Regions from separate parts of the Homo sapiens genome. Here region 2 is linked to region 1. Evidence: chromatin loops called from intact Hi-C (ENCODE). Cell type or tissue: IMR-90. All regions are shown on one strand. Each heading gives the region's core, and the rest is flanking DNA. Links, peaks and the distances in the headings are about the cores only.

Region 1 (12,794 bases), core at 2,241-10,240:
GAGTTACAGTTCATAAACCACACCAGCAGGCCTCATCTTATTTCTCTTCATAAAGGAGAAGGAAGCTAAGATAAAGTGTATAAACTTCAGGCTCCAAGAGGGTGCTGAGCAGAGGGGATGCTCCATTTCTTCCCAGCTCAGGACACCCATGTGGTGTGGGAAAGACATCTCTGTAATCCAGGGAAACAGCCAGGGGTGGAGCCAAAAATTAAAGTGGGCAGGAGAACTTGTGGGTAGTTGGAGAGAAGGGAGAAGATGTCCAGAACTTGGCTTGAATCTCTCCCATGTGCCAGCTTTTGAGTGTGGAGTTTTACTTATAATCTTTCATGAGTCTTCAAAACCATCTCATGACTCCTCAAAACCATCTCATGAGGAAAGGATTACAGTTGACCTTTGAACCACATGGGTTCGAGCTGCGCACATCCCTCTGCCCACACTTGTATGTGAATTTTCTTCTGTCTCTGCCACCAAGAGACAGCAAGACTAACCCCTCCTCTTCCTCCTCCCTTCTCAGCCTACTCAATGTGAAGACAATAAGGATGAAGACCTGTAAGATGCTCCACTTCCACTCAGTCAATAGTCAATATATTTTGTTTTCCTTATGATTTTCTTAATAATGTTTTCTTTTCTCTTGCTTATTTTACCGCAAGAATATCGTATTTAATACATATAAAATACAAAATATGTTTTAATTGGCTGTTTATGTTATTGGTAAGGCTTCTGGTCAACAGTGGGCTATTAGTAGTTACGTTTTTGGGGAGTCAAAAATTATACAGATTTTTGACTGGTGCCCCTAACACCTATGTTGTTCAACGGTCAATGATCTTTTAGATAGTGCTCACCGTGAAAGGAAAATAAATCTTGGCACCCCAAACTCACCAAGCCGAAGGCAAAAGTTAAGCTGGGAACTGGGTCATGCAAACCTGCCTCCAAGTTTTGTTCCTAAATAAGATGGATACAAAGATGAAAAGCTACATAAAGATGAAAAGCTACAAGGAAATTCCCGGTGGGCCCCAAGATCTTTACCCTAAAGCATTTCTGTTAAAGCTCAACACGGCAATTTATTAATAAATAGATAGTTTATCTTCACAGGTGTGGCAACACAGGATAGAACTATAAGTCATCCCTCTACCCACCTGAAACCAGTGCATATCTGATTGTTTCCTCTGCCCTATTGCCTAGGTTATCTTACATAAAAATGCAGATTCACTGAGCCAGACTAAGGCATGAATGACTGTTTTCCCCTCCCTGCCTCTCACATGAAAATTGTGTATTTCTCAATTTCCCACCCTTTCTTCTTTAAATATTGAAGACCTCAAAATCATCTTTGGAGAAAGGCATAGACCTATCTCTTGAGTATCTTTTTTTTTTCTTTTGGAGACGGAGCCTTCCTCTGTCGCCCAGGCTGGAGTGCAGTGGCATGATCTTGGCTCACTGCAATCTCCACCTCCCTGGTTCCAGTGATTCTCCTGCCTCAGCCTCCCAAGTAGTTGGGATTACAGGCGTCCACCACCATGCCTGGCTAATTTTTATAGTTTTAGTAGAAACGGGGTTTCACCATGTTGACCTGGCTGGCTTGGAACTCCTGATCTCAGGTGATCCGCCCGCCTCAGCCTCCCAAAGTGCTGGGATTACAGGCATGAGCCACCGCGCCCAGCCTGGGTATCCTTAACTTAGGCAAATAAACCCCTAAAATGACTGAGACTTGTCTCAGTCACTTTCCTTGATTGACATCACTCACACATGAGGTGATTGAAAATCTAAAGGTTTAAGTGATTTTCTACCTGAAAATGTAAAAAAAGGGGTTACATTCAGAGCTGTCTGACTCGAAGCTGCTTGTTTCTAATTCTCCGTGGCTCCCTTGTGTGCCCTTGGTGATGGATGAATTAATCCAACCAATTCTTTCTTTGATTCTACTGCATGGAGACACAAAGATAGAGAAGGCCTGCTGGTGACTGACAGTGTTTGTGTGCTGGGAATGGAGAGTTGTGGAAGATGGATAGGTAAACAGATTTTCCTTACAAGGTGCCAGCCATAAGCAAAACAGGATGTGGGAGCACTGGGTGGAAACACAGAGCAACTTAGCCTGGGATGTTGTTGAAGCCTTCATGGAGGAAGTGATGATGATGTGGGTCCTTTCAGGAAGCTTAATGATGAGCCAAGCACCATGCTGGGCAAAGTGCTCTCCCAGGCTAGTGAGGAAAATGAGGGAATGAGAAAGGAGGATGAGGAGGGCTTTGAGGGTGATGAGTCAGATGCAGGCACAGCCTTGGTAGTGGGTTTTAGTCCGTGCTCTGAGATGCCCAGTTTTTCATGAGAAAGAAAAGCATGTATGCCCACCCAGAAGAATGATTGTTAAGACAGGCTAAGAATATTGAGAGCAGAATGCACAGCCAACGCAAACTTGGCTGTATGCTCTTCTTTCTATGGGGATTTCTCTCCCTTTCTCTGCCTGTCATTCAGTGAGCAGAACAGAAATGTGTTCAGGCACAGGAGGAGGATGAACTGCACACCAATTGAAGGGAACAGTATGGGGTAGAGCAGAGTAGCACAAAACAGCATGCACATTGTGAGTTTGTGTAAGTTAGCTTTTGCTGTATAACAAACCAACTCAAAGCTTAGTGACTTAACCAATATTTATCATTTTTTAGAATGATTTTTTGGGTTGAGTGAGTGATTCTCATGGTCTAAGTGAGCTTAGTTGTTGCTGGAAGTTGTGGATGGTGTTACCCACATGTTTGGGGTCAGCTGAGATCTCTTTCCACATGGGCCTTATCCTCAAGGAGTCTAGCTAAGGTTAGTAAACATAGTGGCTGGAGGGGCTTGCAGAAAGAAAGAGCTTTCAAGCTTTTGCTTGCTTCACATTTGCTAATGGTCCCATTGGCCAAAGACAGTTTCATGGCCTACTGAGATTCAAGGGGCAGAGAAATATGTTCCACTTCTTAATATAAGGAGCCGCAACTCACACTACAGGTATGGGAAGGATTTACGGGTGGGAAATCCAGTGTTCTTGCTGCATATGGTGATGGTAGAGAAGAGGAAACCAAAGAAACAAAGGCACATCCTGATGGGCCTTGAATGCCAAGTGAAGGGCTTCAACTTTATTTTGTAAGCATTGAGGGTTCCTGAAAAGATTTAAGCAGGCCAGCTTTGGATTTAAAAAGCCCATTCCAGTGGCTATAAGAAGGTTGGATTGGAAAAAGGTAAAATTCAAGGAAAAGGACCCATTAGGCCATCCATATTTCAGGAACAGGGGGTCAAGGCCTGAACCAAGACTGTCACTGAGCTCTTTGAAAGCAGGGCCATAAGTTCCTCATGTTTTTAGCCCATGTGTAGCACAGTGCCTGGTCTCGAGTTGGCATTCACCAAATGCTCAAATGAATGTTATACGGAGAGCAGAGTGTGGACTGCCAGATGGTTTGGAGGTCAGATGACCAGGGCTTTCCTGATAGTCAACAACAGGAAGAAGAACGAGATGGGTGTGAGTGTTCAGAAATTTGTTCGTGTCAGCTGAGGAGGTGAAGGCTGGGTGCAGAGTCAGAAGCCAGTTACAAGGACTTGAGATGCACATCTCTCTGTCCATCCTCTGTCATCTCCTTCATGTCAAGGACACTCTCTGACATGAACTTGGGCAACTCTCTTCGTTCACCAGGGCCTCTGTTTCCAAATTCTTTAAAACAGAGATGGTAACTCCAGGACCCTGGCAATGCCAGTAATATACTCTGAAGAGAAACTATGAGAGAACCCCACTTAAAGGGTGGACATCACTGGTGCTCTCTCATTAAGGTTGAGCATTATTGGACAAACCTACCCACATGAAGGTCAGGCTGGGAGGACTGGAGCAGGTTCTTTTTTTTTAGTGAAGAAATTTTCCATTGGGAGCTTCATGGAAATGATGCTTAATGCCTTTACCACTCTGCCTTTCCAAAGGATGTTAGTCTCCCTCGTGAGAGAATCTATGTAATGTACTGGTGACGTAGGCATCATCAAGGCCTATTATGTCCATTTCCCAGATGACGGACATCCCATTGGAGATGGCAGTGATTGGCAGAAAAATTACAGGCAAAGGCTAGGTCAGAACTCTGAAGCCTGAATTCTGCCCTGAAGGTCATGGCTCTTCTCCAGCAGTAGCTCCAATACAGGCTTCTCAAGTTTACCCAACTCTAGCGCTAACCAGCTCTTCAGAGTCCTTTCTCTCCAATAGTCATCTTTGTGTAAAGAGCCAAAAAGCAAATGTTCCAATTAATGAAAAGGCTCTTCTATAATAGGATTTGTATGAGATCAAAAGGGTTTCTAACTGGGACAGACCTGCAAGCTTGGAGTGCTGTGCTTTTCCAGCATGTGCTGTAATTAATACATACACTGAACATTACATATAATCTGCATATTATTGACCCAATGCACAATTCATATGGTAATGCCATTAATTGCATATTACCTAGGCGGCTTAATGAACATTACATAGGTTTTTAATGGATGTAGTTACTATAATTGAGTTCAATTATATCCCTGCCATGCATATGAGGTCAATAGACTAGCTCGACCCCACAGGGTCTGGGAGAAAGGAAACAGGTGTTTGTAGTGAGGGCAATTTGTGAGCTGGAGCAGAGAGAAGGGAGAGGCCAAGGGCCAGAGATGACTTGCTTGGCTGGGCCCTTTTTAGGGCCCGGATAGTGGTACACAAAGCTGGGTAAACAGCAGGCAGTCTATGCACAAAGGCAGGATCTCCTGCTTGCCCCTCTGCTGTGGGTTTGGAACAGGGCACCAGACTGGAGCCCTGAAGCCAGCCACGCCCACGCTGTAACAGGACACTTTCTTCTACGCTGACCCAAAGCCAATGGGCAGTTGCATCACTTCCTCTGGCAGAGTGGAGGCCACATGATTCTAGCATCTGGGCTTGCCAGGGATGCAGGGGAGCCCTGCCTGTCCATGATGCTGGCGCAGAAGGCCCTGAGCCTGGTGTTGCTTCTTTTCTCCAAATTCTATGTCTGGAGTGGAAGAGGCAAAGCTGCTGCTCCCATATTCTGGGTGCTCACACCCTCTAAAAGAGATAACCCCATGTGGACAGAGAACTAGGGAGTGAAGAGGCATCAGAGTTCCTCATACTTCCCTTCCTAAAAAAGAGAAAGGTGACTCAGAGATGACAAACACCTGCCATAAACTAGGCACTGCTGATGTTACCTACTTTACCCTCCACTGGATTTCTCCCATTTGGTTAAAGTGATACTAAATCTTCAGAGAGGTTAGAAATTTTCCCAAGGACACACACACACACACACACACACATACACATGCACACACAACACAACACAACACAACACACACAGAACTTGTTGAAGGTGGGGTCAGAATTTGAACTCAGGTCAGTCTCACCCCAAAGTTTACAGCACCCAATTACTCCAGGCTGCTTTGTTGCAACTTTGCTGTGTTCCTAGTTTTGAAGGCCACTCCAGAAGGGGTAAAATAATGATGAAAAGGAAAGTTTGATGCAGATATCAGGATAGAAAGAAAAGAAGAAAATGAATGATTTTTTTTAAAATCACAGAGAGAGAATTTGATTTTTCCAGTAACCTTCTTGCAAAGTATACATTTGCATGTCTCTTTTTCTGCCTGTCTTTCCACTCTCATTGACCGCTGATTTGCTAAGTTGGGCTGGCCAGGAATACACTTTCTATTTAGAAAGCAAATGCGGCCAGATTTGGGCCCCGGCCTAGGAGCTGACTCACTTTTGCTGGGATGACACATTCACTGCGCATGTTTCACAATTTTCAGAAACACCAGATTTATTTCTGTCAATACCCAGAGCCCCACTTCGCTGTCCACCTAAGGCCACACACTGAGGCGTTGCTATTTTTTTCCCTGGGGCCTAAATGGATGGGAAGACTTCCCATGCCTGAAACATCACCCTCATTTGTAAGGAGAGAAAGTCTGGCCAAGAATTGCAGTGTTTTTAACCAGAATTTGGCTGGCTTTCAATAGCTTTATGCCAAAGCTGTACCAGCCAGAGAGATGGCTGTGAGTGTGTGTGTGTGTGTGTGTGTGGAGGCGGGGGGGGGGGGGGTGAGGCTTGAAAACAAGGCAAAAAAGGAAGGAAAAAAAAACACGCAGACAGCAGAGAGGAAAGGAGAGAATAGGAGAGAATGAGGGTTGATTAAGTTTGGCAAGGAAGAAAAGAGAAGGAAGAGAGGGAGTTTAAAAAGAGAAAGGCAGCAAGAGAAATAACAAAGGAAGAATCAGGAGAGAGAAGGAGAGATTAACTTACTTTAACTAATCAACTACTATGAGAATGCCAAGCATTGTTGGGGATGCTTCTGCACACCACCTCATCTAATTCTCACAACCACCTTGTGGGTACACATAATGAAGCTTCATTGTTATTAATAAAGAAGTAGGGGGCTCAGGAAGTTGGAACCCTTTGCCCTGAGGCTATACTGATAATACAGGGCAGAGGGATTTGGACCTCCCATCTCTGACTTTTAAAAGCTTGGAGGACTCTGCTTGCCATCAGGGAGCTTCATGGGAGGCCCTGTGATCTGGATGGTCCGTGACAGTCTCCTCTAAGGGGGTTGTTTACACACTTAGACACTAAGAGCTTAAGACTTGAAGGGACTGCTACATATACAAAGCTCTGGATTCAGAGCTATCTGGAAACTTTCTCCAGGGTAAATAAAAACAACCACTTCAACAATGTTGCCAATGAATCTCTCTCCAAAAAAGAAAAGGAAAGGAAAAGGGAAAGTGATGCTATTTTTTCCCCCTCCAAAGTAAAGGTTACAACAACATTTTCTTTGAGCTGATGTGAGAGCAGCCAGCAGACATTTCTTTGGTAACCATCTCCATGTGTCTGTGTGGAAAGTACCTTGCAGTGACTAAGCGTTCGTTGAGGTGATTCACTTGTCACTGCGCTTGGGGACTTTGGACTAGTCCTGGCAGCTGCAAAGTTATTTTCATCGGCTTCTGACCCAGGCCCTCCCTGCAGGGCACAGGTGCCTGAGAATGTACCCCTGTCTCTGCTCACAAGGTGAGCAAGGGGGGCTGGAAGACAAGCTCTCTCTGGACTCCTGGCAAGACTTCTAGAAAGTCCTAGCTGCTAATTTCCTTGGCAGCCTAGGAGTCAAGGGTCTGAGGCAGCACTCAGGGCTTGAAATGAAATGAAGCTCATTTACTGAGCATCTAGGATATGCCAGAAGTTTTCTCTTCATTTGTCTCATTCTTCCTCACAGTAATCCAAATAAATGTTTTCTTTTGTCATTGAAACGGAGACCCTAACAGAGCAAGAGGCCTGACCTTCACACCTATGTAACCCAAGGTCACAGAAATGCTGAGGGGCCATGTGACTCCAGTGAAGCAGGAGTATCCATCCAGCCACAGAGATGGGACCTGTCCAAATGGGACCTGTCTGTTCCAAAGGTTATTCTGCTTGGTAAGTCTGTTTAGATTGCAATATTTTATTAAAATTATATACACATAGAAAAGGGCACCTAGAAGTATACAGGTTGATAAATGTTCACAACCTGAATAGAGCCTATAATTAACACCCAAATCAAAAAGCAGAACATTCCCTCTGGTCACCTGTCTCCAAGATGACTGCCATCAGTTCATTTCCTCCAAGTATATTAATGTCCTTTTCCTGGAGAAGTGGAATTCTTCCTCTTTTCCCCTTGAATTTGGACTGGCTTTAATGACTTCTTTGACCATAGAATGAAGCGGAAATGTTGCTAGGGCTAGATCATAAAAAACCTTGCAGCTTCTCCCTGGGTCTCTTGGAAACCCTCTCCAGGAGCTCTGAAATACTACATAAGAGGTCCAGCTACTCTGAGACTGCCATGTTGGAGAGGCCACATATAGGCACTCCTGTTGACAGTTCCAGTGGAACCCAGACTTCTGGTGATCCCTGACAAAGCAGGAAATTTGTTAGGAGAGTTTTCTTGGACCCTGCAAAGCAGCCCATTTGCCAGCTAAAGACCACTGAGTGACCCCTGTCAAAACCACATGGAGCAAAAGAATCACCCACCTGAGCCCTGACCAAACTTCTGACCCACAAAATCATGAGATATAATGAAATGATTGTTGTTTTAAGCCCCTAAGTTTTGGGGGTAATTTATTAGGCAGTGATAAGAAAAGTAAATATAATCCACCAGCGCAGAAGCCCCCAGTTGACCCTTTCCAGTTATTATGCTCCCTTCAATGGTAACCATGTGTCAACTTCCTCTACCATAGATTGGTTCTGCCTGTTTTTATGGCTTCTATCAATGGAATCATACAATATCTTCTTTTTTTGTGAGCCTGGCTTCTTTGGCTCAATATTATTTTATAAAATTCTTCCCTAATGTTGCATGTAGCTGCAGATTCTCATTCTCATCATTGTAGTCCAATGTGTGACTATATTAATTTATCCATTCTATTATTGATAGACATTTGAGTTGTTTCCAGCTTTTGGCTATTATGAATAACATCGCTATGAACATTTCAGTGTGTGTGCATTTCTGTTTGATATATACATGTGTCTCCATATATATACATGGAGAGAGAGAGATGGGGGTGTGTGTGTGTGTAGATATGTATATAGCTGTGTGTCCACCTATATACATACCTATATCCATCTATATCTGTATCTATATCTATATCTATATCTATATCTATATCTATATATACACACACACACCCCACAGTGTTATAGGTCTCATATATATTAGGTTGGTGTAAAAGTAATTGTGGTTTTTGCCATGACTTTTTTCTCTCTCTCTCTGTCTGTGTATATATATATATATATACATATATATATATACACACACACACACATACACACACACACATACACATTACTTACAAGGTTTTAAACACTTTATTCCCCAGCAATTCCTCTCCTGGGGGTGGTGTGTATGTGTGTGTATATAGGTGTATGATATAGTTTGGCTGTGTTCCCACCCAAATCTCATCTTGAATTATATTTCCCATCATCCCCATGTGTCATGGGAGGGACCTAGTGGGAGGTAATTGAATTATGAGAGTAGTTACCCCCATGCTGCTGTTCTTGTGATAGTGAGTTAGTTCTCATGAGATCTGATGATTTTATAAGGGCCTTTTCCGCCTTTTGCTTGGCACTTCTCCTTGCTGCCACCATGTGAAGAAGGACATGTTTGCTTCCCCTTCCATCATGATTGTAAGTTTCCTGAGGCTTCCCCAGCCATGCTGAACTGTGAGTCAATTAAACCTCTTTCCTTTATAAATTACCCCGTCTCAGGTATGTCTTTATTAGCAGCAGGAGAACAGACTAATACTATGTATATAGGTATGCATATAGGTGTGTGTCCAACTATATACATACCTATGTACACCTATATATATATATACACACACACACCTCCCCAGTCTTATAGGTCTCATATACATATACACACACACATATATATAGGTCTTCTAGGGTATGTGTACACACACACACACACACACACATTACTTACAAAGTTATAAGTACTTTATTCCCTAGCAATTCCTCTCCTACGGTGTGTGTGTGTATATATACACAGGTTTTCAAAATTGTTGTACTTGGTTTATATGCTTCTCAACCGTGTTTGATGGTTGCTCCATATTCTCCTTAGAACTAGCTGTTTTCTGTCTTTTTCTTTTGTTTTCTTTTCTTTTTCTTTTTTTTGAGACGGAGTTTCACTCTTGTTGCCCAGGCTGGAGTGCAATGGCATGATCTCAGCTCACTGCAACCTTTCCCTCCCAGGTTCTAGCAGTTCCCCTGCCTCAGCCTCCCCAGTAGCTGGGATTACAGGCATGCGCCACCACACCCGGCTAATTTTGTATTTTTAGTAGAGACGGGGTTTCTCCATGTTGGTCAGGCTGGTCTCAAACTCCTGACCTCAGGTGATCTGTCTGCCTCGGCCTCCCAAAGTGCTGGGATTGCAGGCGTGAGCCACTGTGCCCAAACTGTCTTTTTCATTTTGCGTTTGAGGATCTTGTACAATTAGCTAGCACACAACAAATAACAGGGCTGTCCACCTGCCAACATGGCATCTGAGACATGCAAGCTAAATGCAGAAAAATTGAGTTCCCTTGACACAGATGGGCTCCTTCCATGAAAGGGAAAGAATATTATAATTATTTGTTCATATCCAAGAAGAAGGTAGCTGGGTTCAGCTTTCACTGCCTTATTCTTCTGGAGAGTTTCTGTTTTGTAAGTCAGGCTCACTGAAGATGTGATAGAGGAAGTGATTGAGATTCTGATTATTTTCTTCATTCTTGGGCCCTGAGTCATCTCCAGGCCATGGGGCATTTGGGAAAAGGTGAGGCGGAACATGGCAGTTGGGTTTATTTTAGGGCAATCAGATGGCTGGGTCATAAAAACCTGTTCAGGGGACTTGAAAATTCACTCTGCCGCATGCTCCATGACTCATACATTTTTGCTTCCTAATTGATGTGACAAGACATCCGGGCACACTAAACTCAATATTACAAGGAAAAAAACAAGAGCGTGACTGATTTGGGTAGATGTATTGAGCTTATGGCAGCTGAAAAAAGTACTGTCCTCGTGTGACTAAATTTTCTTAAATCCAGTCGAATCACAGATTTTGAAAAATGGCAGAAACTTGGCATGATGGTTAGTTTTTTGTGTCAGCTCAGTTATTTAAGCAAACACTAATCTAGACGTTGCTGTGAAGGTATTTTGAAGAGGTAAAGGAAATCACTTGTCCTTAAGTAAAGGAAAGAACTGGGCCTCATTTAATCAGTTGAAGGCGTTAAGAGCAAAACTTGAATTTTCCTGGAGAAGACAAAATTCTGACTCAAGACTGCAGCATCAATTCTTGGCTGAGTTTCCAGTCTGCCAGCCTAGCCTATGGATTTCAGACCTGCTAGCCTCACAATTCAATGAGGCAAATGAGATATGTACGTGTGTATACACATACAAATACACACATACATGCATATATACATATATGTATATATACATGTGTGTATATACATACACACATAGATGGAGGAGTGGATAGATAGATTAATAGATAAATAGATGGATAGTTAGATACTATTGGTCTTCTTTCTCTGGAGAACCTTGACTGATATATATGATATAAATGAAATGAAACAATCCAGAAAAAATTTTCAGATTTTGATCAAAGGACAGGCCATCCTGTTGCTATGATGTGCTTGGAATGGGCGCCTGAGGGTAGGTATGATTATCAAGCACCTTCCCTGCTTAGCCTGACTCAATTGTAGAAAAATGAAGCTGAAAAACACACTATGGCTACTCATGAAAAGTTCTGGATGGTAAGTTGAGATTTCTGTTGAATCCTATGGCCAAATTCTAGATCATGTTTAGCCCTATCTGGTTCTATAGAAATCCTTCTTTCATGATTGACTGGCTACAGGTGAAAACAACACTCTTTGATGTAATTAGGAATTAACCTGGAGGAGTCCTCCATGAATACCTGTTCTTTCCAAACCCATTCTGTCTGAACACATCAATATTCTCACCAACTTAGACTGAGCACGGACCAGCACAAGACTTACACTCAGGGAAATCTGTTTTGTCTTTTCATAAATAAAGTCAATTAAGTAATTCTTAAAAACAATTTTTTTTTTTTGAGACAAAGTCTGACTCTGTAGCCCAGGCTGGAGTGCAGTGGCACAATCTCAGCTCACTGCACCTCTGCCTCCCGGGTTCAAGTGATTCTCCTGCCTCAGACTCCCAAGTAGCTGGGATTACAGGTGTGTGCTGCCACACCCAGCTAATTTTTGTATTTATAGTAGAGATGGAGTTTCACCATGTTGGCCAGGCTGGTCTGGAACTCCAGGCCTCAAGTGATACACCTGCCTCGGCCTCCCAAAGTGCTGGGATTAGAGGTGTAAGCCAATGTGCCTGGCCAAAAACAACTTTTATATTATTGAGTTGAAAAATAATCTTATATCTGAATAGTTAACTGATTTATCATTAGGGCCCCCATATGTGGATTTCTGTGTGATGGCAAAACAAAGACAAACTAACCCACTTTGAATGTTTTTCCACTAGACCTTGCTATCTCAGGATTCTAATAACTCTCTGTACAACCTTGGATGGGTCACTTAGCCCTTCGACACTTAAGTTTAATTTAAAACTTAAGTCTCTGCCAGAGCAGAAAGGAGCTTAACAGGTCACCTAATTTTGACATTCACAGAATGAAATAAGTGTCTCACAGCAGATTTCCTCATAGAAATAGAAAGCATCAACATTTTTAAGAGATCCACCCATAGGCCAGTCCCTGTTTTCACAGATGCTATGTCTTATGTCATGGACTCCAATGCTTCTAGCTCTCTGTAGAAAAATTGACAACCGTCATCTGCAATTTTGATACTGAACTCTGGGTAAGCCCAGTTTTGCCCATTGTTTGCCTTCCTTGGAGAGATTTTATACACAAATCAATATTGAAGGACTTTAAACATCCTGTAATGTGCATATGTATCCACATGTACCCACGTAAGTAAGACACATCTGTAGAAATCAGGAGGACCCTCTTGCTACAGAACCAAGACCAAGGGCCCTTTTTAGAGAGACTTGGGAGGCTGTCTACTTCAAAAGCATTATCACTAGTCCCATGGCTCCAGGTGCTCCCCTGTTAATACATTCTTCTCCTGCAGCCAGGGTGAGATTCTAATATTCCATAGCATCACGTCCCTCCTGCAGAACCTACAAAGGCTCCCATTTCCCACTAAATAAAACCCAAACTCCCTAGTCAGACATACATGGTGCCCCGTAATGTAGCCCTGCTCCTCTTGCCCTCTGTACCCTCACCATCCCCATCTCATCCGCA
Region 2 (12,794 bases), core at 2,828-10,827, 410 kb after region 1:
CACACAGTTAACATGCTCGATGTATTAGAATGGAAAAATAATTTGTAATTCTTCCATCTTATTTATTTATTTCTGGCATGGTTATGCTATTGAATATTCAAGAAATAAATCTTTATAGGTAGAAAAGGTCAGAGAAGGGTCTTAAATTCATTTGGTTCTTTTTTTTTCTACCCTCTTAATAACTTGTACTATACTGTGTATTCTCTGTTGGGGAAATATATTTTAGTACTGTACATGAAGTATTATAGACCTATAGGGTTTTAAAAATATATTTGGTGTTTTTGAAAGAGAGAGCATATTGAATTCATGAATTTATTTGTACTTCCAGTTTAATTGCAATGCAGTTTGAGTATTTTTTTAAAATCCCAAGCCAAGGCAAACTGGCCATAATTTACAAAATGTATAACAACCATTTTCATTTTTCACTTCTAAAGTCAATACTTGTATAAAAAGAAGCCTGGGAAACATCACACAGGCAGAAGGAATCATCAAAACACGGCAAAGTGTGTTGTATTATCCTGGGGTGACCATTAGTTTCTATCTGCTGTGAAGAAGGCATCTTTGCCAAAAGCAATTTCACTGACCAAGATATCAGCACAGGGCATTGCTTTTCCAGAGAGTCTTATTTAGCCAGTGCAATTCAAGACCCTCTTTTCCCTTTTCTGCCAACTCCCACTTCCTGAAACCAATCCTCAGTTTCACTTTGGAGATGAGATTCCCATTCTCTCTGCTAAGAAACTCATGAGAGCAAGGCTTTTATCTTTGAAGGAACGTGCCTGTGCGGGAAGCCAACACCCATCAGACTAACAGTGACTCAGGTCTATTAAATATGGTAACACTCAGAGAAGGCGTGGCATAGGGGGAGAACTTTCTGGGTTACATAGTCAGGGTTGTGAAGGAAAGGGGGTTAAGATTGCGGTTTATCTCATTGCTTGGTTTCACAACCTTGACCAATGTCACTTATGTTCTCTGACCCTTGGTTTCCTCTTTCATCAAAGAGTGATAATAAACCCCATTTCAACCAAGTTACCATGATGATTGACCAAGATAACACATGCAAAGCATCTGACAGATAGTAGACACTCAGTAAACAGTATCAATTGTTATTATCTCAAGTATTTCATTTAGCAAACATAACTAGGGCAATCTACCTCTTAATATGTAAACCAACTCTAATGATCAATAAAAGGTCAACTGTATCATTGCTCCATTGCTCCATTCTGATTTTTTCCAAGTAATTTTCACTGAACAGCACCTATTTATATAATGTACATATGTTTGAAATTGCAAGGGTGAATAGATAGAGAAGGGGGAGAAGAAATACTAAGAGAGGAAGCATGGGCTAGGTAGTTTATAATTTATCAATATAAGAAGACACATAACAATTTCTATTTTCAAAAATATCATCATAAAACTAAATAAATACCAGTTTATTTGAGACTTGAAGAAATATTTTTGTTGGTTTTGTGGCACTTAATACTTTCAGGTGTTATTTAATTTTGGCATTTGAATGCTAAATCTTTTCAAGACAAATGATTGATGTATCTACTAGTTTTACAGTGAATATATTTCAGCTGTCCATCATTCAGCTCTTCTGACAACTGGGGTCTGTGGGCAGGGGCCAAGGGAAGAATTTCCCATCGTGCATTTTCTTGGTAGTAAATGAAAGGTACTCTCCTCTCCCTTCCTTGGTAGCAAGGGTGCATGCAGATAATCTAGATTGAGCCAAGGACACATTCCACCTAGGAGATTAGAATCAGAAGCAAGAGGTGCCAAAAAAGAAGCAAAGTTGGAACTGACTGTGGTAGCATGCAGCAGCCATGGTGTCCAATGTCAGTGCCCCGTAGTGGCTGCAATGATGGACAGTCCAAAGCAATGTCTAACAGCAGTGGAAACCAAGTGTCACCAGCTGCAGTGGTGTCCAGCAGCAGTGCTTACTTACTCTTGATAAGTAAGATGTGTGGTACTGGTCTAAGGACCTATTGCTGCCTGGCTTCCAGATGTTCTTTGAATCTTGCCTATGCTCCAAAACTACCTCTGCAAGTTTCTACCAATTATAAAAATTATCTTTTTTCCTCCCCAAGTGAGTTAGATACTCTTGCTTGCAACCAAAAGGTCTGGCCAGCACACGATTTTTCTCCCTGTGAACTGTCTCTAACACCCCGTGTCTTATTCCCTATGGGATCCTGCCTAATCCAGATTCCATATATATATATATATATATAAAATTATATATATGTGTGTGTGTGTATATATATATATATAATTATATATATACGTGTGTGTGTGTGTGTCTGTGTGTGTGTGTGTGTGTGTGTGTGTGTGTGTGTGTGTATATATATACACTCTCCATCCAGGTCTCAGACTTCAGTCTTTATTGGTCTCTCCTCTTGAAAACTGCCAGAATTAAGGACCTCACTTAAAGAGGAGTTGAAATGGATGATTAATTTTATATGTTGATGTTTAACTGTGTTCATGCTTCTCGTAGACCTAACAGCCTGTTTGGCCCTGTATCTCTTCACTTATATTGCTGTGTTTTGTCTCTGCCCATCTGTTCACAGTTCTTAATTTATACTTATACATAACATGTTTGGTGTATGCTAGGGCTAAATTGTGTACACTAGGGCTAATGCCAAATTCTTTTAGGGCATTGAATGCACACATTTATCATACATTTGTAAACACAGTCCTCATAACTTTTGGGTTGGTTTCCTTTCATTTTTTCAGAATTCAGCCATTGTGCAGTACCCACCCAGTGTAGTCACTCTGCCAGAAATGAGCTGAGGGTCTGTCCCAGTCAACAAACACAAAAACCACAATTCAAAATGATTGACATGAAGATCCATGTAACGGCCTTTTAGGAATGCAACTGGGTTTAATGTAGTGAAAATGACTCTTAGAGACTTCCTCTTCCTTAATTTTCTACCCTATTTTATAAACTGGGAACTACCATCCATTCACAAACATTAGGAAGTAGTCCCTCTACCCTTGATTCTGTATCTCCAACACCCAACCCATCCTCAGAAAGTAGAAAAGATTTCTCTGAGCAGTTTCGGCTTTTCTGTCTCTTTTCGGGGGGTGGGGGGGGGGTGTATGTGTGTGTTTATTGCTTTGCATCTGCCTCCCAGTGGAAGCACACCTGGATCAGAGCCCTGAGTCAGTTCTGGAGACCAACATCTCTCTGTTCTTATTCAGAGGCCTTTCAGGTGTGAGGGGCCATGCTTCCTTGAGGCTAAGCTGTCTTGTTAACTAACCCTGTTTACTGTACTAGGGCAGCTCATTCCAAAGTCTAGATGTAGGGAAAAGTAGAAGAAAGCCTGTTCAAGCTACATTCTCTCACCCAACATTACTAGTAAGAGAAAATGATTTTGATCTCCATCTCTCTGACTTCTCTATTTCCCAACTGGTTTCAAACACAATGTGTGTATACGCATCCCCAGTGAGGTTACAAGAGGTGTAGTGAAAGATGCAAGTAGCTTCCATGCATTAACCCTACTGTAGGTAGAACTGTATAGAAGTCGCTTCAAACTAAAAGAGAAAAAAATAAAAGTAAAGGTTAATGTATTCTATTTTCTCTGTAATGCCACAAATTTTATTCTATTTCCCTGCATCATTTGGGCTGCAAGATGGCTTTCCTCATACAGTATGCATTACATTGCTTATTTGACATTTACTTAGAACCTACTCTGCACCAGGCTGAGAGGTGGACACCGGAGTAATCCCTCAGAATGCAAGAATGAATGCAAGTGGCAAGGGATGGGGCTGGGAGGGAAGGGGTCACATTAAGAAGGACCTTAAGTAAAGTGCTAAGGAATTTTGGCATGACCCGAAAGCTAATAGTTACTTGATATCTCAGCCACCCACTTATCAAAGAAAGTCTGTGACCTGGGGTGGTGGCGGGGTCGGGGGGGTGGTGGCTCCAAACTGATTCTTAGAGCCCTAGGACTTCATAGATGGCACTTAGGGGTCAGTCACTATGAGGGAAACGCCAAATAGAAGGATCCTGGGTTCCAGCAAATCCATTCAAGACACCCCCATTTTCATCTGTATTGTATACTGATGTGTTATGTAAGAATTGTTCTGAAGAAAGAGCTAAATATCAAACTTACTTTTTAAGGTTAAAACTGTATTTAATAGTCCCATTGAAGATTCATCTACAAGCAGCCATCTTTAAAGACTCAACTTATTTTATATGTCAAAGTGTGAATCTCAATTTGCATCTCCAGGTATCCCAGAAATATCATATTTTTTGCCTTCTCTTGAAATAAAATTAAATGTGACCCCAAGCTATCATTCTACCAGGATGGCAAAATGCCCAATCTCAGTCACAAGGGGTTGTCCCCTTTCCCCACAAAGCCACATCAAAATCCCCCAAAGAGGAGGGCTCTTTAATTTTTAGTCCACCAGGGTCATCATGAACATCTTCACTGTCTAAGCCTAAAGCATGTCCCTAAAGCTCAGCTGCTTCCCTGCCATCCATGCCCGGAATCCTACCTTCTATACACACAAAGCAGCCAATCCCTCCCAGGTTTGGTCATTTTCCTAGAAAGCAAAACAGAGCAGGGCATAAGCCTGGGCTAATCATTGGACTTATAGCCCTTCTCCATCTCTGAGATACCCTCTCCACTCCCTGCTCACATTTTCCAACTCTTCCTTCCATTGAGGACATTTAGTATAATGCTTTCAGTTAAGGATTTAGCAAAACACAAAACAAAAAAAGAAAAATATATATATACAAAAAACAAACAAAAAAACCCTTGTGGTCTTCTAGAGGCTTCTATTTGCCATATTGAAAAACTTCAAGAAAAGTGAAATTAATTACAACCTGCTACCTGCCTGAATTGGAGTTCAGGGAAAATAACATAAAGAGCAAAATCGCATGCTGACACTTCAATAATGTAAAATGCATGGTTTTGTTTTGACATCATTATATAAAGTGTCAGTTTTGTCTTCCTAATCGCTGACTCCCCTTCCTGGAAAATAACAATTTTGAATAACTGAAGAAATTAGTTGGCTCAGCATTTAGTCACCCCGGGGACTTGTGACCTTTTTTATTTTCTGTTTCAAACAGGGACAAAATCATCTGCCCAAGGGCAGCCTTCACAGAAGCTCCCCAGGAGGAAGCACAGCATAGCATTACAGGCTGGACTGTGCAGTCTGGGAAAGGTTTCCCTCTCTTTCTGACCCAGGGCTCTCAGCAGGCACTGTGTGGGACCAGGTGACTCTCAAAGTCTCTATTGTTGTCTCAGCTCCTCAGTCTTGGTGGGAAATCAGCCAGCTGAGACACTGAACTCTTCTGGACCAGAAACGGCACTGGAGTCCTTGGCTGTAAGAAGGGATGGACTGGGAACAGTACATCTGCAAAAGTGTAAAGCCAAGAAATGTTTGAAAGCCCCACTAAGAACCAGACTGAACCACCAATATGATCTGGACGAGGAAGAGGAAACCAGGTATAAGAAAGTGCTAAGCTGGCAATACCAAGACAGAAAGAGCTTCAGAATGTGCATTGCCTGTCTGTAAAGGGTGCAGGTTGGGAGTGAAAGCTGCTACATCAGGATTCTGACAGTCATAGGGGACAAGGACAAGGCTGACACATCCAGCTCCTCTTGGGTGAGGTCCCCAAGAGCATTCTTGGTCCTTGCCCCACCCCTCACTCCACCTAATGGTGCTGGGGCATGTTACCTTTTTGGTGGACTACAGCCATTGATCTCAGTTAAATGGAGCTAATTTTCTCAAATATCTTTAGTGTCAGAATAGATCTCTTTCTCTCTTCATGGCCACCAGGACTCGTGGGAAGGAGACAATAACTTGGGCAAGCATATCTGCTGTGCAAACACAAAGTTGCCCTCAGGTGGGCAAAGTTCAGACTCAGAGCTAGGGAGTTACATTCCATTTTGGCACTTACATGAAACTACCACCTCAAAATAGCTTTATCTGTACCAAAAGTGGTATTTTGGTTCTCCAGCCACTGACACATTTGTCTGTTTTTTTGAATTCTTCAAAATGGAGACAGGGGAGGGCATACCATTCATTAGGCACCTTGAAAACCTTGACAATGGTGTCAGACTTGGCTGAATTGGATTGAATCGGTATTTAGTCAGAGGCAGGCAAGGGCTTCAACAGTTGGAACGCAGCCCCTGGCCAGACAAATGCCTTCCTGTCCTTGAAGATGTAAGCCCCAAGACCGACCATGACAGCAAAGTACAGAATAAATCACTAGCAGTTCCCAGCAAAGCCCAGGGATAGATAGAAGTGCCCCAGATCATCAATAAGTGAGAGCTATGATATCCTCACTTCACGGGTAGTCAATTTCAAGGAGGAACTCCAAAGACGGCATTACTAGAAGGAACACAAGTTTTCCTAAGAAACAGAAGAAATTAACATTTATTAACTTTCTCCTGTGTGTCAAAAACTTTCTACCTATTGCCTTATTTGAGCCTTAAAACATTCCTACAAAGTAAACATTATCTCATTTTTCACAAATGAGATGGGTGATTTGCCCAACGTCATCATGTAGTAAATGGTGGAAGTGAAAACTGATGCCCAGTATCCTGACTCCCAGTGAAGTGCTCTTCTTATTACACGCTGTCCAGAAAAAGACCATCTCCAGGGAGCCGCCCATCATTTTGATACCTACATTCAGGTGTGCTGGTTAGAAGAAATCAGTGATATTGACTCACAGTCACCCCTTAAAGAAACATCCTAATTATAGCCAAGGGCCTGGGAAACACATGGACCAAGCTACCCATCGTTAAATCAAAATAAGAGCTTATTACGTCTCTCCCAAAGAAGAAGAGAGTGTGATTATATGGCTGCCTATTTATTCCTCAAACCCCATTTTGAAAGTTGTCTTTGAAATCGGTGGAGAGTACTTTTTAAAAATTCCCAAATTGCTGCAGCCTTGGTCCAAGGTTTCCAACAGGACACAGATGGGCAGCAAGGCCAGTCTCAGTGGTCAGGCTTCCCACTGGTGGAGCTTGTGCCAAGCAGCTCATTCATGGTCTGCTGAGGGAGTGGTGACTCATGATACAACTGCTTTATTTCAGCTTCTGGAACCACAGGAATACATGGTTTCAGAATAGAAAAGACCCACTGACCATCAGAGAGAGTTCTTCTCTGGACAACTGTATAGACTCTCTGACTTACACCAAATTATAGGCAGCCAGAGCATCCCAGAAAACACTGTCAGCATCTTCCCCGGGGGCTCATCCAAGTTTTTATGTTATATCAAACCAGGTTTGGTGTAGCAGTTTTAAGGGCCTAGGGGAAATGATTTAATTCATTCATTCATTCATCCTATACTCCCAGAGAACTGATTTGTTCTAGCTTCTGGAAATATTGAGTTTGGAATGAGCAATATTGGTGATAAATATATATATATAGTCCTTGTCCCGAGTAATGCCAGATGTATAGTAGATAATAAATATTTATTGAATAAGAAAATGCTCTTGAAAGCCACATTTGAAAGAGAACATAAATAAGTACATGTTATTTTACTGCTATCGTAGGATTATTCTCAAAGTAACAAAGCAAACAGAGGATAAAATACTTAATTCTGCTTTTGGTTGGTGGAAAGGGACTGATCTTTCAGAGAAAGCTACTGAAAGAAAAAACCCATTTGAGCTGAGTTTTGAAGCATGAATAGGAGTTTGGCAAGCTTATAAAAGGGGAAAAGAAACCTGGGTAAAGGAAATGCTATGTACACAGTAATGAAGGTGGACAAGAGGATAGTGTGTTTGGGTGCCCACCAACATTCCTATGGTAAAAGATTGCAGCATGCATGGGGGCGGGTGAGGTTTTCAGGAACGCAAGCGGTGAAATCAGCAGGACACCCGGCTAAGCTAAACAGCCTGGGCTTATCCTGTAGGCAGTGGCACAGGGAGCCATCCTGCCCAACATTACTTTTAGGAAAGCAGTTTCAGAGCAAATATGGGTGACTCAGCACAATCTACTGGCATCTCTGGGAGCCATGCTCAGCCCTTCCCTTGTGCTGGTGTGTGGGCGTGATGTCTCTGTGCAAGGAGACCACCCACCTGGTGTCATGGCACACATCTGACTTTGATGGGGATTTCTCTAAGCCCCATGGCATGAGTAAAGCTTATTTGGAAATATGAAGGCAAAGTTCTCTCATGCTTTTACTCACACTTTTGTTCTTTTTTTCCCCCATTTGGTTCACATTTTTATATTACCATCACAGAATTGTTTCTCTCTGCTGCCTCTAGTTCTCCATCTGAAAAACCATCATCTTTGACATCTCTTTCTCTGATTGGCAGATAACTCTACCCCCACTTCAAAGCCTAGTCCAAATGCTGCCAGGCATTTTGGTCAGCAACTGCTTAATAGACACCACTGACACCTCTCTCACCCAAGCCCTGCAGCAGAAGGGAGCCGTTTTAACGTGATTCTCCCACCAGGCACTCTACAGCCACTCCCCTCCAGACTCTCACATGAATGAATCTCCTCACCAAACCTTCTGGATATCACCTCTCACACACACACCTTGAACATGATGCACATTGACCGAAACCTTGAATACAGGTAGAAGGACATAAGTATTAAGAAACTGAAAGAATGTAATAGAGGGCTGGGTGCGGTGGCTCATGCCAGTAATCCCAGCATTTCGGGAGGCTGAGGTGGGCGGATCACAAGGTCAGGAGATCGAGACCATCCTGGCTAACACGGTGAAACCCTGCCTCTACTAAAAATACAAAAAATTAGCTGGGCGTGGTGGTGGGCGCCTGTAGTCCCAGCTACTCGGGAGGCTGAGGCAGGAGAATCGCTTGAACCCGGGAGGCGGAGGTTGCAGTGAGGTGAGATCCTGCCACTGCACTCCAGCCTAAGTTAATAAAAAAAAAAAAGAATGTAATAGAATATGTGCAAAGAGTGGCAATCATTTATTCAGTATTACTGAGGATTATTTCCATATTTATTAACCAATAATAAGATAGACAGCAATGTGAAGGCTCCAGACATGGAGAGATTCATGAGGGAGAACACAGAGAAGAGGAAAGCCTGCTGCCAAGAGAAAGGCCAATTCTCTTTCTTCCTTTTGTAATCACACAGTCTATTGACGTCTCTGCCCAGCAATAGTATCCCATAGTCTTCCATCCACTGGGATTTCATTCCTAGTGCTTCTATTCTCATTCCTCTTTCCTAACAGAATCTCCAAGGAAGGGAGAAGCTGATCCATCCAAGAAGATTTATTCTATGGGAAAGGCATCAAACACTCCTCATAGCTACTGTGTGGTAAGCCTTAAACAAGTCCTATTTCCTTAACATAAATCTGGAAGGCAAGAGGAAGCCATGGAAGGTGTGAAAGAGGGAATAATATCATCCAGGTGGTGTTTTAGAATTTGTGGCAGAGGCTTTTGGTCTTCCCTGAGCTCTGGCTTCTCATGCTGGCAGAGCATTCTAAAGGAGAGCTTGAAATGATAAGAAAATGATCACAGATGCTCAGGTGAATAGCACTGATCCTAAAATTGGGATCACATCTGTTCTCCAGTGAGAGTTTGCAAAACTCTGAACACCTTGTCCCGACACCATCTGCTCCATCCCCCTTCCCCACCTGATAACCTTTTACCAGGCTGGTAGTCGATCCCAGGGAATCAACCATTCCTCAACTCACTGGGGGCTTGATGTGGAATTGGAGCAACTCCTTTTTGCCCTCTCTGGCCCACCTTGAACTTTCTTGTCCTCACACCCTGCAGCCCTGCTACCAGCTCCTCTGCCCTCAGTTGTGTGTTGACCCAACCAGTAGCCTCTTTCATCCCAAGGACCTGTTGACCATCCCTTTCTTTGCTCTCATTCTGACTTCTCCTCCTCTCCTGGTCACTTTCTTCTTTTTCTATCAGGCATTCATTCAACAAGAGTTATTTCGCACCTACTCTATAGTGAGTACTCTGCTAAGGGCTAGGGATACAACTGTGGAAGCGCTCTCCAGAGTTTCTGCCCTCATGGAGCACAAGAAGAGAAAAGTAAACCGATGTGGAAGCGGCTAAGTTTGCATTGGAACAGGGGGAACACAAGGAGCCATGCATGCAGATAGCCATCCTAGTGTGGAAACTCGGGAAACAAAAGGACCAGAGAAATAACAAAAGTTAGATGAAAACTCAGCAGATGCCATGAGTATAGGTATGAATGTTAAAGTCACTTGAGTCAACCAGGAGTGAAGCTGCAACTTTAATTTCATAAAATTTAATCAAATTCATAGCAAATTTAGTTGCTTCTTTATGTAAACTTGACCAATTCAAGATAGAAGCTCAGCTAGCTCAAGATGTTTTCCTCCTTTTTTTTCCTTCCTCTCCCAGCATTATGTAAGCTGGGGTGATGATGGAGAAGTGTAGCGGGGATTGCAGCAGTGGTGTGGGGCCGTATCTGAGCCACAGCCCTGCCTCTGCGCCTTCCCTGCCTCCCCTGCCACTCCGCTGCCGCCATGATGCCAGGGCCACTCCTGTCGCATCTGAGTTCCTCCTCCTCACTCTTCTCCTCACTCTATCTCTTAAAGCCCCAAACTCCAAGTTTCTGGATTCTCTACTTCCAGAGGATGTAAAACACAGTTAACAACCAAACAATCTCTCTTTTTGAAAAGGATCCTTTTAACTTTTTATGCAGAGCAACCTATCTTCCCTTTGTCTTAACACCTCCTCTTCATTCTAGGTCCAAGGTCTTATTTGAATAACCAATAGCCTAATCAAAATGTTTTCACAACAAAACAGCAATATTTTTTCCAAGGCAAACTCAGCTTAAGTATATAAATAGCTACAGTTCCTTAAAAATGGACTTTGCTTTTCTTTTGTTCTACTACATGGAAAAAGGTTAAAGTCCAAAGTCCATTCTCTTTCCCCTGAACCATGCAGCTCTCCAAGCACAAAGCCGACTTTTCTACAGAAGGATTTTAGTTTCAGTTGTTTGTTCAGTTGCCCTGGGTTCCTAGGGGATTAAATATTGCATAAATTATTGGGGGAAATTTGCCTACAGATCCTTAACAACGGTTAAAAAGCCCTGCATCTCACATGATCTACTTTGCATCTTTCCAGTGGCACACATTCTACTGGTTGTACCATTATCATGATAGAGATCAAGATATAAATATCAAGGATTAAAGGGTTGTATGCTTTTCTAGGTTACCTATGCCTCTGTTCTTCTCTTATCACAGAAAATGAAAAGTTAGCTCTCTCCCATCTATTTAAGACAGCATGTTTTCAGAGAACTGTCTCCTTAAACAGTTAAAAATCAATCAACAATATAAATAGAGGAGAACTCAAAACATGGTTATGCTTTATCCTATAATTAATTTAATTTCAAGAGAGGTGCTGTAGGTTCAATCCCAACAGCTCAATACCTATTCCACCTGAACAAGTGACACCAGGCATGGGTAAATCAAGTTGGAGAGCTGCTTGTGAGAACAGCTCTGGAGTGGAAAGCTTTCTAAGGCCAAGGTTAAAGTGGAAGGAATGTTGCACAAGGCAACCTAAGGCAGCTTGACCAGATTGTCAAGGTTTTCACCAAGGAACCAAAAGTATTTGAACATCAATAACAGGACACAATAGCAGAGCAGGTAGTGATATCACTGCCATGTGAAAGGCATGAATTGCTAGTGAGGGGTGGCACCAGGGTAAAGACACAATACTGAGCTCTAAGGAGCACTGGCCAAAAGCTAGAACTACTGCGTGCACTCTGCTTCAGTGCCCACCCTCTAGGAGCCTGGCTGACAAATGGCTTCTCCTGAAGACATCCTTAAAGGTCAGTCTGACTCTCTAAGAAGAAACAGGAGCAACACACCCTCCACGTAGTGTGCATGCAGTCAGCTGCATTCCTAGGGCCATGTGGTCCCCATCACTCACCGTCCAGGCCTGTGCTAAACTATAAATTTTTTAGAGAAAGATTCCAGATAAACACAAGCTCCTTGTTATCGGTGCAAGTTCAGAGCCCCTTAAAGAATGATGAACAAATTATTTCCTTGTTCAGCCGCACAAAACTCATGAGTTGTGCTCACATTTCAGGATTAAAAACTATGAAGTGTGCAAGCAGTCAAACTAGGCTTTGATGTATGCCCTCTAAACAGTAAAAGTTTATAATCCACCTGCCCAGAGGTAATCCTGGTATTCTGAATGGGAAGCAGAATGGCCCTGACACTCTGTTCATTCAGCCATGGACTCCAAAACATTTGGTTGTGCCTCAAACCCATTTGCTCTTTAGCACTTGAAAAAATAAAATGGAGAGAGAGGGATGATTGTATAACCGTCTCACATTCATAGTCCTATTTATTTCTTTTAAAAACTGGAATTAGAGCATTAACCCATTTTACATGATTCCTTCAAGGTCACACAGCTGGTGTTATGGATTTAGAAGTTAAATCCAGATCCCAAAACCAAACATCTACCATGCACCATGTCCAAAAATGTCCTGCCAAAAGGAGTGTCTGAAGGATAGGAAATATGGCTTATTTCTCATGGTTTAATATCAGGGATATCAGGATTTCACAGATAGTGCTAGCCTTGGGTAGAATGTGTGATTCTTTTGAAGTAAAGCCAAGGTAATGGGAAACACTGAATATTTCTTTGTAGGCATCCCTTCTTTGGCTCTCTCAAAGTCAAGCTTCTTAAGTAAAATGGCACGTTCACAGCATTTTTGCTTTGTTGAGTCCAAATGACCCAATGAAGCAGCAATCCAGAGTGAGGCAGGAAGAGGCAGAGTTCCAGGCATGTCCAGTGACCCAGCATCACCTCCATCCCAACCAGGACCTGCTGCTGCCAGGGCTACAGATGAGTCAGTCTCGTTCCAAACCAAATGGT

The links. Hi-C counts contacts between places; a loop is a spot of excess contacts. Peaks named below come from ENCODE experiments on the same cell type or tissue, not always from the same donor. Only the 100,000 strongest peaks of a DNase experiment are listed, where the experiment ranks them.
Region 2: it touches region 1 in a loop (2.1-fold over the local background); 2 of 110 quality-filtered maps call a loop at or near these places.

Annotation. Positions count from the first base shown.
Region 1 is chr9:107,745,129-107,757,922 of GRCh38, forward strand. It overlaps LOC105376208 (a long non-coding RNA gene), which reads left to right. Exons shown (of 7, transcript XR_930229.2): 2 at 7,263-7,423. Among named protein-coding and RNA genes, the nearest start is that of KLF4, 260 kb to the left of the region's middle. RefSeq lists enhancers at 6,024-6,751, 6,793-6,892, 9,802-11,001, 10,140-10,434. In IMR-90, for the core only: no CTCF peak of the experiment used is centred there; DNase peaks (open chromatin) are centred at 4,843, 5,753 and 6,853; H3K27ac peaks cover 2,662 bases.
Region 2 is chr9:108,155,880-108,168,673 of GRCh38, forward strand. The region is part of intron 4 of LOC105376214 (a long non-coding RNA gene); the gene reads right to left. Among named protein-coding and RNA genes, the nearest start is that of KLF4, 670 kb to the left of the region's middle. In IMR-90, for the core only: no CTCF peak of the experiment used is centred there; a DNase peak (open chromatin) is centred at 7,002; H3K27me3 peaks cover 455 bases.